Regions from separate parts of the Homo sapiens genome. Here region 1 is linked to region 2. A link is an interaction called in ENCODE POLR2A ChIA-PET data of the cell type or tissue named here. Cell type or tissue: PC-9. All regions are shown on one strand. Links, peaks and the distances in the headings refer to the core of each region. The heading gives the core; the rest is flanking DNA. Region 1 overlaps BCKDHB (branched chain keto acid dehydrogenase E1 subunit beta). Region 2 has its middle 330 kb from the start of BCKDHB.

Region 1 (9,312 bases), core at 1-8,000, 320 kb after region 2:
AATCTTCAATTCTGGAATTAACACAGCTACCACAATTCAGGCACATATCAGGGTTACCTGCAGTAGGATCTTTGGCCAATGAGTTATCCAAGGCACTTGTTACAGACTGGAAAAGATTCATTTTCTGAGTTTGCCCTGTGAAAATCAAAAAAAAAATCATTTCGTGTGTTGTAAAATACATAAAAACAACCAGTTTCTTAACAGTTAATTACAACTTGACTAAAATCAAGGTACAAAGAAAGATATTATGCAAATTGCTGAATTATTTACAATAATACTATAAGATACAAAAGCAATACAGACCTGGAGAAGCTTGTTAATGGGGCAAAATTTACCCATATTAAACAATTTTTTGTAAAAGTATAAAACAGGAAGAAGGAATATAACCAAGTGACTAAATGCGTGTAGACAATAAGACCTATGGAAAGTCAGAAAGGGAGACCCGTCAAAGTGAGTGGTCTGGGAAGAAGCACAGACAGGTGTTAGGAACCTAAGCCATAAGGAATGTGCATGACCAGTGGCATGTGCTAAATACGTCAACAGCAAATGGTCATGGACCATAAAACAATAAGGAAGGGTAAAGATAAACTTTGGTACCCGGAACTGCTGGAGTTTGGAACATACCATAATCTTATGCCTAACCACATCATATTTAGTCCTTCTTATTGTCTTATTACTTAAATAGAATATCTGTGAGCCAGTGTCCATTCCCTAAATGGATTTTTTAGGAGGAATAAATGAAGCAGTACATGTAATACACTCAGAACAGTACCTGACACAGTGAGTGCTGAATAAATATTAGCTATTCATTGTTAGGTTCTGGACTCTGTCCATGTCCTTCTATCTTCACCTTAGTACTCTTCTGAATGGTATAGGAAAGCTTCATTTGATAAAGTTCTAAATGTTAGAATTCAGAAACATCATGACATTAGAGCTTCGATTCAAGCTCAGGTGCTGCCCAATGCCCACAGTCATCCCAAAACTTTAAGTCAACTCCTCTGCAAAATTACAATTCAGAGCACAGAACGGCTTCAGCCTAAATCTCCCGATCGAAAGGCCCACTCTTTATCCTAGTGCCTGATCTACACGCTGGTAGTCGCCTTAACCCACAGCATGCTGATAACAAATCATTTCGATACCTGTTGCTTACCCTGATCACTGCCCACCTAACCTCCATGCTATTCATTAGCCTAGTGTGTCCCAACAGTCAAGATCTAATTCCCAGTGTGGGTCACAACAGCTACTGCTGTTGCCTTCAACTGTCTGACCATGGGACATTGGTCACTTGTCCTTTTCCTGGAGACCCATTTTCTTCCCTAGCCTGGCATTGCTCCACAGCAGGTTCTGACATATGACATCTTTCCTCCTTCCATTATCCACCGATACTCCAGACTTCTGACGTTCTGCCTACTCTGGCATCTAATGTCTCTCTGATCCTTTCAACAGTACTGAATGCCCAGGGTTCAGGTCTTGGCAATCCCCAGTCAGATACGTCCTCTGCCCTCTGTGCCCACAATCATAGCCTGTTTCTACTCTTATATTTGGTGGAGATAATACGAATTTACTCAAATATTATTTTATATCACTTATGGCAAAAGATATACAATCATACCACATGTCCATGATTACTTAAAAATTTATTTTTCTTCAGGCTAGGGCTATAACACTTAATAGATACAGGCATACTTTGTCTTACTGTGCTTCACTTTATTTTGCCCTACAGATATTGCAATTTTTACAAATGGAAACTTTGTAGCAACCCTGTATCTAGCAAGTCTATCAGCATCAGAATCACATTTTCATAATTCTCACAATATTTCAAACTTTTTCATTACTATTACATCTGTTATCATGATCTCTGATCAATGATCTTTGAGGTTATAGTGTCTTGGGGTGCCACAGCCTTCTGACATTCTGCCATGGCACCCCAAGACAATTACATTAGTAACCTCAATAAATGTTGTATGTGTTCTCACTGATCCACTGACCAGTCATTCTCCTTTATCTCTCCCTTTCTTCAGGCTTCCCTATTCCCTGAGACATAATAATATGAAAATTAGACCTACAGTGATCTCTAAGTTTTCAAGTGAAAGGAGGAGCTGCATATCTCTCACTTTAAATCGTAAGTTAGAAATGACTAAGCTAAGTACGGAAGGCATGCTGAAAGTCCAGAGAGTCTGAAAGCTAGGCTTCTTGCACCAAATAGCCTAGTTGTGAATGCAAAGGAAAAGTTCTTGAAGAAAATGTAAACTGTTATTCCAGTAAGCACACAAATGATAAGAAAGCAAAATAGCCTTATTGCTGATATGAAGAAAATTTTAGTGGTCTGAATAGAAAACCAAATCACACACGACATTCCCTTAAGTCAAAGCCTAATCCAGGGCAAGTTCCTAACTCTTTTCAATTCTATGAAAGCTGACAGAGGTGAGGAAGCTGCCGAAGAAAAATCTGAAGATAGCAGAGCTTGGTTCATGAGGTTTAAGAAGAGAAGCCATCTCAGTACATAAAACGGCAAAGTGAAGCATAAAGTGCTGATGGAGAAGCTGCAGTAAATTATCCAGAAGATCTCACTAAGATCATTGATGAAGGTGGCTATACTAAACAAAAGATTTTCAATGGAGACAAAACAGCTTCTATTGGAAGATGCTATCTTGGATTTTCATAGCTAAAGAGAAGTCAATGCCTGGCTTCAAAGGACAGGTGGACTCTTTTGTAAGGGGCTAATGTAGCTGGTGATTTGAAGTTGAAGCCAATGTTCATTCACCATTCTGAAAGTCCTAGCACCCTTGAGAATTATGCTAAATCCACTCTGCCTGTTCTCTTTCAATGAAACAACAAACCCTGAATGATAGCACATCTATTTATATCAGGGTTTCCTGAATATTTTAAGCCCACTGTTGAAACCTACTGCTCAGGAAAAAAAAAGATTCCTTTCAAAATATTACTGCTCATTGACAATGCGCCTTGGTCACCCAAGCGCTCTGACGGAGATGTATAAGATTAACGTTGTTTTCCACAGATCAAAAGAGACAAAGAAGGCCATTACATAATGGTAAAGGGATCAATTCAAAAAGAAGAGCTAACTATCCTAAATATATGCACCCAATACAGGAGCACCCAGATTCATAAAGCAAGTCCTTAGAGACCTACAAAGAGACTCCCATACAATAATATTGGGAGACTTTAACACTCCAATGTCAATATTAGACAGAACAACGAGAAACAAGGTTAACAAGGATATCCAGGACCTGAACTCAGCTCTGCACCAAGTGGACCTAATAGACATCTACAGAACTCTCCACCCCAAATCAACAGAATACACATTCTTCTCAGCACTACATCACACTTATTCTAAAATTGACCACATAACTGGAAGTAAAGCACTTTTCAGCAAATGTAAAAGAACAGAAATAACAACAAACTGTCTCTCAAACCGCAGTGCAATCAAATTAGAACTCAGGATTAAGAAACTCACTCAAAACCGCACAACTACATGGAAACTGAACAACCTGCTCCTGAATGACTACTGGGTAAATAAGGAAAAGAAGGCAGAAATAAAGAAGTTCTTTGAAATCAATGAGAGCAAAGACACAACGTACCAGAATCTCTGGGACACATTTAAAGCAGTGTGGAGAGGGAAATTTATAGCTCTAAATGCCCACAAGAGAAAACAGGAAAGATCTAAAATTGACACCCTAACATCACAATTAAAAGAACTAGAGAAGCAAGAGCAAATAAATTCAAAAGCTAGCAGAAGGCAAGAAATAACTAAGATCAGAGCAGAACTGAAAGAGATAGAGACAAAAAAACCGTTCAAAAAAATCAATGAATCCAGGAGCTGGTTTTTTGAAAAGATCAACAAAATTGATAGACCACTAGAAAGATTAATAAAGAAGAAAACAGAGAAGAATCAAATAGATGCAATAAAAAATGATAAAGGAGATATCACCACCAATCCCACAGAAATACAAACTACCATCAGAGAATACTATAAACACCTCTATGCAAATAAACTAGAAAATCTAGAAGAAATGGATAAATTCCTGGACACATACACCCTCCCAAGACTAAACCAGGAAGAAGTTGAATCTCTGAATAGAACAATAACAGGCTCTGAAATTGAGGCAATAATTAATAGCCTACCAACCAAAAAAAGTCCAGGACCAGATGGATTCACAGCTGAATTCTACCAGAGATACAAAGAGTTGCTGGTACCATTCCTTCTTCTTGCAGGAAGTCAGGGATCCCAAATGGAGGGACTGGCTGGAGCCATGACAGAGGAACATAAATCGTGAAAATTTCATGGACATTTAACAGTTCCCAAATAATACTTTTATAATTTCTTACACCTGTTTTACTTTAATCTCTTAATTCTGTTATCTTCGTAAGCTGAGGATGTACATCACCTCAGGACCACTGTGATAATTGTGTTAACTGTACAAATTGATTGTAAAACATGTGTGTTTGAACAATATGAAATCAGTGCACCTTGAAAAACAACAGAATAACAGCAATTTTTAGGGAACAAGGGAAGACAACCATAAGGTCTGACTGCCTGTGGGGTCAGGCAAAAAGAGCCATATTTTTCTTCTTGCAGAGAGCCTATAAACGGACATGCAAGTAGGAGAGATATTGCTAAATTCTTTTCCTAGCAAGGAATATTAATATTAATACCCAGGGAAAGGAATGCATTCCTGGGGGGGCCGGGGGGGAGGGGGGGAAGGCCTATAAACATCCGCTCTGGGAGCGTCTGTCTTATGTGGTTGAGATAAGGACTGAGATACGCCCTGGTCTCCTGCAGTACCCTCAGGCTTATTAGGGTGGGGAAAAACTCCAAGCTGGTAAATTTGTGGTCAGACTGGTTCTCTGCTCTCAAACCCTGTTTTCTGTTGTTTAAGATGTTTATCAAGACAATATGTGCAAAGCTGAAGATAGACCCTTATCAGTAGTTCTGTTTTGCCTTTTGTCCTGTTAGGTCAGAAGCATGTGATCTTTGCTCTGCTTTTTGCCCTTTGAAGCATGTGATCTTTGTACCTACTCCCTGTTTTAAACCCCCTCCAATTTTGAAACCCTTAATAAAAAACTTGTTGGTTTGAGCCTCAGGTGGGCATCATGGTCCTACCAATATGGGATGTCACCCCCGGCGGCCCAGCTGTAAAATTCCTCACTTTGTACTCTTTCTCTTTATTTCTCAGCCAGATGACACTTATGGAAAACAGAAAGAACCTACGTTAAAATATTGGGGGTGGGTTCCCCCGACACCTTCTGGAACTATTCCAATCAATAGAAAAAGAAGGAATCCTCCCTAACTCATTTTATGAGGCTAACATCATCCTGATACCAAAGCCTGACAGACACAACAAAAGAAGAGAATTTTAGACTAATATCCCTGATGAACATCAATGCAAAAATTCTCAGTAAAATACTGGCAAACCAAATCCAGCAGCACATAAAAAATCTTATCCACCACGATCAAGTCAACTTCATCCCTGGGATGCAAGGCTGGTTCAACATATGCAAATCAATAAACGTAATCCATCACATAAACAGAACCAATGACAAAAACCACATGATTATCTCAATAGATGCAGAAAAGGCCTTCGACAAAATTCAACAGCCCTTCATGCTAAAAACTCTCAATAAACTAGGTATTGATGGAACATATCTCAAAATAATAAGAGCTATTTATGACAAACCCACAGCCGATATCATACTAAATTGGCAAAAACTGGAAGCATTCCCTTTGAAAACTGGCACGAGACAAGGATGCCCTCTCTCACCACTCCTATTCAACATAGTGTTGGAAGTTCTAGCCGCAATCAGGCAAGAGAAACAAATAAAGGGTTTTCAATTAGGAAAAGAGGAAGTAAAATTGTCCCTGTTTGCAGATGAGATTATTGTATATTTAGAAAACCCCATCGTCTCAGCCCAAAATCTCCTTAAGCTGATAAGCAAATTCTGCAAAGTTTCAAGATACAAAATCAATGTGCAAAAATCACAAGCATTCCTATACACCATTAACAGAGAGCCAAATCATGAGTGAACTCCCATTCACAATTGCTACAAACAAAATAAAATACCTAGGAATCCAATTTACAAGGAATGTGAAGGACCTCTTCAAGGAGAACTACAAACCACTGCTCAACAAAATAAAAGAGGACACAAACAAATGGAAGAATATTCCATGCTCATGGATAAGAAGAATCTGTTTGTGAAAATGGCCATACTGTCCAAAGTAACTTATAGATTCAGTGCCATCCCCATCAAGCTACCAATGACTTTCTTCACAGAATTGGAAAAAACTACTTTAAAGTTCATATGGAACCAAAAAAGAGCACACATAGCCAAGATAATCCTAAACAAAAAGAACAAAGCTAAAGGTATCACACTACCTGACTTCAAACTATACTACAAGGCTACAGTAACCAAAACAGCATGGTACTGGTACCAAAACAGAGATATAGATCAATGGAACAGAACAGAGGCCTCAAAAATAATGCCACAAATCTACAACCATCTGATCTTTAATAAACCTGACAAAAATAAGAAATGGGGAAAGGATTCCCTATTTAATAAATGGTGCTGGGAAAACTGGCTAGCCATATGTAGAAAGCTGAAACTGGATCCCTTCCTTACACCTTATACAAAAATTAACTCAAGATGGATTAAAGACTTAAATGTTAGACCTAAAACCATAAAATCCCTAGAAGAAAACCTAGGCAATACCATTCAGGACATAGGTATAGGCAAGGACTTCATGACTAAAACATCAAAAGCAATGGCAACAAAAGACAAAATAGACAAAGGGGATCTAATTAAACTAAAGAGCTTCTGCACGGCAAAATAAACTATCATCAGAGTGAACGGGCAACCTACAGAATGGGAGAAAATTTTCGCAATCTACCCATCTGACAAAGGGCTAATATCCAGAATCTACAAAGAACTCAAACAAATTTACAAGAAAAAGACAAACAAACCCATCAAAAAGTGGGCAAAGAATATGAACAGATACTGCTCAAAACAAGACATCTATGCAGCCAACAGACACATGAGAAAATGCTTATCATCACCGGTCATCAGAGAAATGCAAATCAAAATCACAATGAGATACCATCTCACACCATTTAGAATGGCAATCATTAAAAAGTCAAGAAACAACAGATGCTGGAGAGGATGTGGAGAAATAGGAACACTTTTACACTCTTGGTGGGAGTGTAAATTGGTTCAACCATTGTGGAAAACAGTGTGGAGATTCCTCAAGGATCTAGAACTAGAATTACCATTTGACCCAACAATCCCATTACTGGGTATATATCCAAAGGATTATAAATCATGCTACTATAAAGACACATGCACATGTATGTTTATTGTGGCACTATTCACAATAGCAAAGACTTGGAACCAACCCAAATGTCTATCAATGATAGACTAGATTAAGAAAATGTGGCACATATACACCATGGAATACTATGCAGCCATACAAAATGATGAGTTCATGTCCTTTGCAGGGACATGGATGAAGCTGGAAACCATCATTCTCAGCAAACTATCACAAGGACAGAAAACCAAACACCACATGTTCTCACTCATAAGTGGGAAATGAACAATGAGATCACTTGGACACAGGGCGGGGAACATCACACACCAGGGCCTGTCGGGGATTGGGAAGCTGGGGGAGGGATAGCATTAGAAGAAATACCTAATGTAAATGATGAGTCGATGGGTGCAGCAAAACAACATGGCACATACCTATGTATCAAACCTGCACGTTGTGTACATGTACCCTAGAACTTAAAGTATAATGAAAAAAAAAATAGGAAAAAAAAGATTAACATTGTTTTCATGCCTGCTAATACATCAATTCTGTGCCTCACAGATCAAGGAATAATTTCTACTTTCAAGTCTTATTATTTAAGAAATACATTTTGTAAAGCTATATCTGCCATAAATGATTACTCTGATGGATCTGGGCAAAGTAAATTGAAAATCTTCTGGGAAGGACTATTCTAGATGCCATTTAGAATGTTCATGGTTCATGAAATTTCAAAATGTCAACATTGGCCAGGCGTGATGGCTCACACTTGAAATCCCAGCACTTTGTGAGGCCAAGGGGGGTGCGGATCACTTGAGGCCAGGAGTTCGAGACCAGCCTGGCTAACATGGCGAAACCCCATCCTCTACCAAAAATACAAAAAATTAGCCCAGTATGGTGGTGCACACCTGTAATCCCAGCTACTCAGGAGGCTAAGGCACAAGAATCACTTGAACCCAGGAGGTAGAGGTTGCAGCCAGCCAAGATTATGCCACTGCACTCCAGCCTGCGTGACAGAGTGAGACTCTGTCTCAAAAAACAGTAAAAAAGAAGTCAACATTTATAGGAGTTTGAAATAAATTGATTTCAACCCTCATGGATGACTTCATTTATTCATTCATTCATTCGTTCATTTTATTTTTTTTGCAACCTCCACCTCCCAGGATCAACCAATTCTCACACCACAGCCACCCCAGGGATTACAGGCATGCGCTAGCATGCCTGCTAATTTTTTTGTATTTTTAGTAGAGCCCAGGTCTCACATGCTGCCCAGGCTGGTCTCAAACTCCTTAGCTCAGATGATCCGCCAGCCTTGGCCTCCCAAAGTGGTAGGACTACACGCGTGAGCCACCATGCCCAGCCTCATGGATGACTTTGAGGGATTCAAAACTTCAGAGAAGAACATAACTGCAGACGTGGTAGAAATAGCAAGAGAACTAGAAGTGCAGCCTGAAGATGTGACTGAATTGCTACAATCTCATGATAAAACTTCAATGGATGAGGAGTTGCTCTTTACGTATGCAACCTGAAGAACTCAAAGAAAGTGGAGCCTTGAGATGGAATCTATTACTTTCTATGAATTCAAAAAAAAAAGTGGATCCTTGAGATGAAATCCATTGCTAATGAAGATGCCATGAACACTGTGAAATGACAACAAAGGACTTACAATATTACACAAACTTAGCTGATAAAGAAGTGGCAGGGTTTGGGAGAATTGATTTCAATTCTGAAAAAAGTTCTACTGTGGTAAAATGCTATCAAACGGCATCTCATGCTACAGAGAAATCTGTCATGAAAGGAAGATTCTATCAATGCAGCAAACTTCATTGTTGTCTTTTTTTTTTTTAATGAAGTTGCCACAGCCACCACAACCTTCAGCAACCACTACCCTGATCAGTCAGTAGCTATCAACATCAAGGCAAGACCCTCCACCAGCAAAAAGATTATGACTTGCCAAAGTTTCAGATGATTGTTGGCAATTTTTATCGATAAAGTATTTC
Region 2 (9,626 bases), core at 799-8,798:
ATAGTCTCTGCTATTAAGATGTATCTGCTACAAGTCTCTGCATCTTATGATACTTTAGGTATATTCTCCTTAAAATCAGCCACACCAGGTTACGCATTCTATGGAGTGTTGAAATATCCTTAAAATAATAATAGATACAGATATATTTACAGTTGTGATTAGTTCTCCTGACCTCTGCCTTGTAAGTCATTCTTCCTGGCTTCTTTCAATTGAGTCTCACTCAGCTGTGGGAACCAGCACTCACCAACAGTCTTACCCTGGCTTGTAAGTGAATCCTTGTGGGTCTTTTCCTTTAGAAAAGAAAACTGATAGCAAAAACAAACCCAGATCTATCTGAAGCAATGGTTTGATATATTTTTTGATGATGTACAGGTAGTTAAATATTTAACCTTGGCACATAGAGGATAAAAAAATGAGTACAAAATTTCTTCAGTCCTGTATACTGAAAGCACAAGAGTTCCTTGTCCTACTAACTGCAAAGTCAATGGGATGTGCCAGGCAAAGGGGTGAACACTGTAGCCCAGTCAGAAAGATAGAGCCAAACAGGATAAGAATCATTTTTAGTGCCAAGGTAGATATAAACAAGAGGCAAGGAAGTGTTTGCCTCATACTAAGGGTGGATAATACTTTCAAATGTACCTTACAGTTTAGAAGACTCAAAAGATTGTTTTAGGCAATTCATTTCTATAGACAGCCACAACCTTGAGAATTTGAGGCCATCTCATTCTCTTAAAAAATTCTGTATCAGGAAGGAAAGAAAAATGTAGGTAGTGTTAATAATTGTTCATATTTGTTAGGTTATATTGCAACATAAGAATATGCACTAACATTTCTGAAACAAAAATTGAGACATGATTTGACAAGTATAACTGTGTTTATGTAAATAATAAAACACAAAATTTGACGATATTATTTACTCTCAGAAAAACTAGGTGTTATGGTGGCCATATCTATATGCAAGACATTTTAAAAATTGTTTGTAAATGCACATATGCAGTAGGCATTTAGTAATAAGTTGTTGAATTCAATTCAGCTCATCAGTCAGTAAGCAGTTATTGTGCACCTGCTGGGATGAAGACACTATATGCAATTTCACACGAATTTAACAGTTGCGTGCTTTTGACTAATATAAGAGATGAGTTATTAGAAAATACTTTGACTATATTAAAATCATTTTAAATAGACTTAAATCTTTATTTTTTGTCATCTGTGTCTGCTATTATTATGTTGATAATGTTAGGCAAACCAGAACTACAGGTTAAATTATTTTAATAAGTATCAAGAATTATATTCCTGGCATGGCGTAACATGTTTACATTAGCCTCTTAAAAGTTTCATTTTTATCTTTCTATTTCTCTTCCATTCTTCCTTCCCCATAGATTCCAAAGCAATTTTCTTAAATATTAATTTTATATTAATCTCCTATTTTAAACTCTTCCGTGACTTCCAAACATCTACAAGTCAAAGTCCGTTTTTAAATCTTGGCATACAAGTTTCTTCACAATCTGGCTGCCACTTAACCTTCCTGAAATCATTTTCCTCCATTTCAACTCCTCTCCCCACAAAAACACTATTTTCTAGCTAACTAAAAATTGTAGCTTTTAAAGATTTTGTAATTAGGTCACCAATTTACCCATATCATAATCTAGAGAGTAGTGAAATATGTAATTTCTTTACTTTGACTTCTAATACTAGATAGAGGGGAAAAATAAGTTTTAAATTTTAAACTTGGTTCAATCAGTGTTATGTAACTAAGTCTTGGCTTAGATGACTCCAGTAGACACGTTCATCTTTCAGATATCTGAACATATGGGATCTTATACAACTATCTGTTAGATGGACCCTCAGTAAACTCACATTAACTATCACATGGACACTCAATGCAATTTGTGGTGAATAGCCTGTAATCCCAGCATTTTGGGAGTATGCAGCAGGAGGATTCCTTAAGCCGGGAGTTTGAAACTAGCCTGGGCAACATGATGAGACCCCATTCCTACAGTTAAAAAATATATAAATAAATAAATGAAATTTGTGGTGAAAAAGTAAAAGGCTAAAGTATAGAAAACTTGCTTAGTGACCTAAACAAATAAGAGTTTGTTTTGCCTTACCAAAAAAATCCAAATATAAGCAGCTGTTACTGTTAACTTACCTGCTCAGTGATAACATGAATAAGAAGCTCTTCCCGCTTTTCACTTCATGTCCTTAACATATTGGCTTTTCATCCTCATGTTTCTTGCCCCATGGACAATGGATGTATGCTTCACTCATGTGTTCACATTCAAGGAAAAAAGAGAGTCAGGGATGGTCCCAGCCATATTCCTACTTTATCAAGACACAAAATTATTACACAAAGGACCCCCGCCCACCACCCAGCAAATTCCACTTTATCTTATTGATCAATACTTAGCCAAATATCCATCCTACTCTATAAGGAAGATATATTAATAGAAAGAGAGTATCTGTTTTTTTTCAGCCTCCCTACTGGCAAGGAGAAGGAAATTGGCAATGGATGTTGGTGTCTTTCTTGGTGCTCTTGAGGAGGTGGGAAAAGGGATGCTTAGAGCCATATGATGGCCTTGACAGTGCCCTTTGTCTGGCTGACTTTTGCTGATTTCATCAGCCTTTCTGGATGACTTAGGCTCATCTTGACCCTGAACAGGCTTCAGACCCCAGCCACACACTGATATCTCTGTCATCCACTGCCCAGATGGCACAGCCTAATGCCTTTACTGTGGAGTTGCTCATTCCCACTACAATAGCTGCTCATTTCCACATTACACAGAAGGAGGTGCTGAGATGCACCTTCTTCTGCCTAATCACACTCTGCTATCATGTTTATTTGTAATATGGATCTACCACTCAATTGATCTGGAGACAGCCTGCAAGTTATATCCTTTTAGAATAAGACAAAAGCTTCCTGGTTCTTGGAATTCCATATTTTGTCCAGTATCCCAAAGATACTCTCCCCTCACTAGCTTAGCCTTGAGTGTGTTAATGGGGAGGGCAGTGAGGGGACTCTGATATCTTCTTTCCTCAACCTCTTTCTCTCTTCTCTATCCTCTCACTCTCAAATGCCCCTCTGTAATCATTTTCTTCTTTCCTCCAGGTCACATTCTTCATCTTCCAAATTCCATTCTCATGGCTAAGCTTAAATACTAGTCAGATGGTCTCTTCTATACATGTGGTGTTTTAACTATACAGTTGATATATATACATATCACATACACATATACAGGTATGTTCACAACTATACACATATATTAGCAACTATTAAAGAAACAAAAAACTGATATGATAATTTAGTATACTGTTGTATAATTTGATTGTGAAATAGGATGGTCTACTATAATATAAGTATTATATGGTCTACATGTGAATAAAAGTGTTTCAGAAGTTTTGAACATGAAATTGTACTAAATATTCAAACTATATTAGCCAAGTATAATTTAACTGTGATGATCTAAAAGACCCTGTAGGCTCTTTTCTCATCCAAGATTATCATTACGAACACTAACTGTCATTGTGTGGTATATCTGTGAATACATTATTTAGTTGATGTTTTAGATTGACTGAATTGAAGATAAGTTAACTATACAGTTTCGCACACTTATTTTTGAGTAAATAAGTTTTAATATTAAGGTTAGCTGTCTTTTTCTCAGGGACATTTCCCTGACATATCCAACTAAATTATATTTTTCATTTATATGCTCTTATTGCACGCTATATTTGTTCTTTGTATCATTAATCATATTGTAATTGAATAATTGTTTATGTAACTGTTTAATATTAAGCTCTCCTATTCCACTGTAAATGCCACAACTGTAGGGACTTTATATGTCTACTTCAGCATTTATTCCTATCATCTAAATGCAGTGCCTGGCACTTAGTAGCTATTTGGTATATATTTTTTGGCTGGATAAATAAGAGGTCAAATAGGTTAAGAACTGAGAAATGTCACTTGAATTTAATAACAAACATGATGACAGCAATTTCAATGAATTAATGGGAAAGACATGAGACCACAGATAGGTAAACACTGCAAAAAAGCACTGAGGAACCAGAAGGAAAACCAAAGCCAAAGTTACTAACTTTATCTAAAATGACAAAATCTTTGTCTGTTTATTATATGTTATTTTAATTAAAAAATTAAATCTAAAGTGTCAGGCAAAAAATTACTAAATTATTTTTATTAAATTGACCATTAACATGTCTCTGAGAATCAACACAGAGAAGACCTTTATAAGTGGCAGGTTCTCTTGTGATATTAACCTCTTTCAGTTTTGCTTGCACACTTGTTTTGAGCTCTCCAGAGTTTGGCAGCCAAGAGGACATACATACACATAACAGAATAAGGCAATATGTTCAATTTGGTTACTATGAACAAATTGAAGATGTGCCATAGAAACTGTCATTTGGATATTTGAATAAAACTCCCACTTAAAATTGGGTTAAGATTTTTCTTTCAGGATGCTATATGCACATTTTATTTTCTTTCTGTCCTGACAGAAAGGACACTTCTTTGTATGTTTCTTCTCTGCCTTTAAAGGTGATTTTATTATTTTAAGTGTCTGTTTTAACCATCATGTGAAGTTAAAGACAAGAATGGAATGACCTTTAGTTTCAGAGCCATAAATATTTCAAAAGAAATAGACCTTTTGAGCTCAGGAAAGGTGTGTCAGATGAACAGGTGTCACTGTAGGTTAATGAGTTGGCTTTCACCACCAGCCACCTGGACTGTAATTTGGGTTGGGTCACACATGTGCATGAAGTTGGCCAATTTAATCCTGGCTCTCTTGGAACTGTCTCCATATTAGAAAGCCATCAAACAAAGAGTCCACTCCGAACCTTATCATCAGTCTCCTAAAGAAAGATTGGGATTGAAATGGCAAGAAAATTAAAGCCCAGGTCCTTCGGCAGGCAGTTGGCAGGCGCACAGTTTTCTCTCCATACAGTGCTTCTCATTAACCAGCTAATGAGTCCTTAGCGATGACTGAGTGACTCAACTGAAAGCAGAACAATGATAAGTGAAAGGGAGTTGTAGAGACACACGTTCAGAAAAAAAAAAAAAAATGTACCAAGCTAAAAACAGAAGTAAATTACATCTTTAGTTAACAAACATGGGCATGTGGGGTGTTTATGAGCAGAGAAGAGACTGATCAGTGTAATCTAAGAACGGCACAGGATTGAGGTATGAACAACTTCTCTAAAAAACCAACAGAATTTAAATCCATCAGGGATCTTGCAAAAGGCATATGGTAAAGAAGCTGTCCATCCATTCTCTTCCTGTGATTCTTTTTATGTGACATTCACTTATTATTTATGACTGTGCTTAAGGAAGCCATCTGGTAAAGTTAGTCATAAACTACCTGCTCCTCTCTGTTTTTTTGTTGAGTACTTAGTCATTGTATTACCTTTTACACAGTCCTTGGCTCATGCATACATTTCACAGACTACCTTCTTTATGAGGTCAGAATGAAGCAGGCCACAGGCTGAAGTCCTGAAGTTACCTTTATTGGTATTTAATTGTGGGCTCCCATCTCATCTAACATCCTGCTGCCAGGTGTGGCAGAGAGTGACAGCACCTCAGAAGCACATCTCTACCAGTAAATCTTGATCACATTTATGCATCTTATATTTCTGTCATTACTGTATTTCCAAAGTGTCCTTTTCACATGGCCATTTTATTGCTCCTTTTGAGTTCCAAAGTTCTCTGACTTCATCTCTCAGTGCCAAAAAAGGCATTATACTATTCTGTTGGTCTTATCATCTTCCAGAAAACAATAATGGCTTTGTTGTATGCCTTTAGTTAAATGTGTTCATTGTGCCAGCAAGACAGGAGTTAGGCATGTCTTCTAGTACAGACTTAAGTCTAACTAGAGAGGGTTTTGGCCTCCTCTATTCTCTATCCCAGGCCCAGCTTTAGAATTGATTTCCCCTGCTGTAGAGCATACATTTGGTGCATTTTATTTCTAGACATTAAATTCTTCTTAGGCTTACTTGTGTATACTTTCAAAATGTTAAGTAGTTACAAATTTGTTTTTGTTTAGCCCTTTAAAAAGTGGCCCAGGATTAAAGTAATGAGATGAAACTAATACAAACTGAAGGAAATATGACAATTTGAGGTATCTTGGGAACTTCGTTTTAAGTCATTGCAATATTTATAGAATATTTCCACAGATAAGAAGAAATGCTTACTTACTTCAGATGACCTAGGATGGACCAAATAGTTGTAAACACTTTAAAAAATATTATTGGAAGAAAATTTCTATGTAATTTAAAGCTCATATATATAAACATTGCCTTTTGAATATGTCAATTTCTATCTTCTCCTGGATTTGCCTTTATGAAATGCCATCTTTTTTATTTAGTTCAGTTATTTGAATATTACTATGACATTGGGGGCAGTAGTAAATGCGACTGAGTTCCACCAAAATCTGTTCTTCCCTTTTGCCATGAAAATAAAATTGTGATTGAGTCGAAACCTCTGAACTAGGTTGTATTTCTCAGCCTCTCTAGCAGTTAGATGGACAAGTTCTGGTTAATAGAATGTGAGCAGAAGTGATGTGTCTGGGTCTGGAAATTAAAACATTCAGCAAAACTCATTAAGATGTTTTCTGTATGTGGCAGGGGTCCAGCTTCATTTGTATCCCAGAGGATGAGGGAGCAATTAGGTTGCAGGAATCTATCTCTGAATGACTGCATATAGCTGATCTGTCCCACCCGTCTGAGTTATTCAGATGGAATCTGTCTCTGAATGACTGCATATAGCTGATCTGTCCCACCCATCTGAGCTATTTACTTCCGCTCTGTTACACAAGAAAGACACTCATTTCTGCATTTGTTAAGCCACTGTATTTTGGATCCTTTTTGTTATAGGAGCTCATCCTCAAATACAACAAACACAGATGTAACCCCATTTAATCAGAAAATGATATGTGTTTGTTATGCTAAAGTTCATGTGTGCTTTTAAATTTTCAGTAGCAAATAGGCTTTGAAAATGTTACTTCTCTAATTGGAGCTAGAAACACAAGTGTATATTTTAATTTTTTTCATTTATATGTAATATAAATATTTCTCATTTACTATCAAGTGCTGATGAGGGTATGAGGAATCTTGGAATTTCATAGTGTGAAATGTAATTGTTATGGTCTTTTTGGAGTTATTTAGTGGTATCTTTTGAAAACAAAAAATTGTATCACTTTTTGGTTCTACTTAGTGAAATCTGTCTTACAGAAATATTTGTACACATGTAAAAACATGCATGTAAAAAGACATGAATTTCAAATACATTTTTGTAATAGAAAAAATAGAAACAATGTAAACACCTATCAATACAGTGATGGCTACATAAATTATGAAAAGTCTATGCTATGAGATCCTTGTTAAGAAAGATGAGGAATGTTCTGATATGAGAAAATAACTAGGATGTAGTAAGAACAAAAATACGTTGCAGAACAGTGTGCAAATTATGACATCATTTAAGTACAACTGCCTGTGTGTATGCACTGTGTTTCCTAGTGTGTATGTGATCTGAGGAAGAAACCGAGGCTGAGATAATAGTGCAATTTGCCTTTGTATTCCTTCATTTTCTTCAGTATCCAACATATAATGGAAGCCAGATGTTGACCCAGATATAAAGAGTTTCATCCTTTCTATTATCCAGTGCGTAATAAGCGACATCCACATGAATAAATACATCTGCGAGATACACAGGACAGGCATAGGAAGACAGTGCACCAAGGTTATCTCTGGCAAGGAAAAGGGGATTTGCAGCATAGATTGGAACGTACAGCAGAACTATCACTTTTCAATTCAATATACTTCTCTGTCATTTGGATTTTTAAATATATCCCATGACTCCTTGACTCAAATATAGCATAACATTAAGAACCACAAAATATTTAGAGTGTTTGATGAAAATTTATGCACCATAGGAGCTTTTTCAGAGTGTCAGATGCTAATGTTACTGTGGGATTTATCATCTGAAAACCATGAGCATCAAAGAAATTAGTCTTAATCTAAAAGGAAGGCTCTGGATCAGAAAGAAATTTAAATAAAAATGGAAAATATTACTTATACTCTTTAAGCAACTTTTGGACTTTTTTTGTGAGAACACTGCAGCTTCCCTGTTGCTAAACTTGGGAATAATGAAGAAAGCCTCATGGGATGAGTGAGAGCTTCTAGGATGAAAGTAGTAACTATGGCTGGGAGATCATTGTTCCAAAGAGAATTGAAGCCAACACAAGGTTAAAATGCTGGCAAGCCCTCTAATTGTGACTTTTGAAAAATGAGGCTCTTTGCAAAAAAAAGGCAGCGGATACATGTTAAGATGTTAGATTTTCAAAGAATGCATACATGAGTAATCTTAAGATGAATGATAATGCTCTGAAGATTGTTTTCCAGAAATAAAAGTTAAAGTGTAATGATATCTTAAACTATTGTTTTAACCATGTAAGAATTTTTTTTTCTTTACTGAACTTTGTGGTGGTTTTAAAGATTTTATTCTGGGAAGTCTATAAGATGAACACTTCTGAGACAGCAGAATTCAAAAGTTTGGAAATTCATAATCAGTTATATTAAATTAAATACTATTTTAAATAGTCTTAAACACTAAGTTAATTAAAATAATGCCTAAATCTTCTTTTTCTCATCTAATAATATTATGGGTGAGTATATTAAAACAATTCTAAAAAACTAAAATAAAGCTTATACCTAGTGGTTATTCCACAGACTAATTTGGAAAATATCAGTGCTTGGCATGAATGATTCTGTTCTCCCAAAGCATTCAGTTGAGTAGTGACAATCAACCTGTAGTTTGGAATGTACCAGTACTTAAAAGGAAAACATATTCTTAGAAAAAGCAATCATGCTGTCAGGCATATATTCAACATATAATCATGGATCTCTACATGGATTTACGGAAAGAAGTGAAATAAACTGTAGATCTTCTTCAAAAGGGAAAGAGTATTAATCAAATATTTATAATATGAAAAGCACTATAAGTAATACTATCAAAATGCCTTGGAATCACAAAGAAAAGGCTTAAAAATTCCTCTAAATTCGCAGTGGTTTCACAGAGGAGGTGACACTTAAACCATTTTTAGGAATGTCTAGGATGATTTCTAAACATGGAAAGGGACAGGTGAAGTAAAAACAACAGTACATGCATCTAACATGCTTAAATACATGGGTAAATGCCATAGGGTAAAAACATGAGATTATAACAGGATAATATTTTGAAAATAAGAATTTTGGCCGGGCCCAGTAGGAGGCCAAGGCGGGTGGATCACGAGGTCAGGAGATGGAGACCATCCTGGCTAACACGGTGAAACCCCATCTCTACTAAAAATACAAAAGCAAAATTAGCCAGGTGTGGTGGCGGTCACCTGTAGTCCCAGCTACTCCGGAGGCTGAGACGGGAGAATGGCGTGAACCCGGGGGGCAGAGCTTGCAGTGAGCCAAGATCGCGCCACTGCACTCCACTCCAGCCTGGGCAGCAGAGCGAGACTCCGCCAAAAAAAAAAAAAAAAAAAAAAAAAAGAAAAGAATTTTTCAGAAAGAATACAAACAAAGTTAATATTAGGTTTTGGGCATATAAAATAGGATCTTGCCAACAGACAATAGAT

What was found. Peaks named below come from ENCODE experiments on the same cell type or tissue, not always from the same donor. Only the 100,000 strongest peaks of a DNase experiment are listed, where the experiment ranks them.
Region 1: POLR2A ChIA-PET joins it to region 2 with 17 read pairs; 2 of 35 experiments call an interaction of 5 or more read pairs at or near these places.

Annotation. Positions count from the first base shown.
Region 1 is chr6:80,118,370-80,127,681 of GRCh38, reverse strand. BCKDHB (branched chain keto acid dehydrogenase E1 subunit beta) reads right to left here. Exons shown (of 10, transcript NM_183050.4): 2 at 58-135. Among named protein-coding and RNA genes, the nearest start is that of BCKDHB, 16 kb to the right of the region's middle. In PC-9, for the core only: no CTCF peak of the experiment used is centred there; a DNase peak (open chromatin) is centred at 4,811.
Region 2 is chr6:80,436,062-80,445,687 of GRCh38, reverse strand. It overlaps a transcript of BCKDHB not described here. Among named protein-coding and RNA genes, the nearest start is that of BCKDHB, 330 kb to the right of the region's middle. RefSeq lists an enhancer at 6,150-7,349. In PC-9, for the core only: no CTCF peak of the experiment used is centred there; DNase peaks (open chromatin) are centred at 5,397 and 6,747; H3K4me3 peaks cover 612 bases; H3K27ac peaks cover 3,614 bases.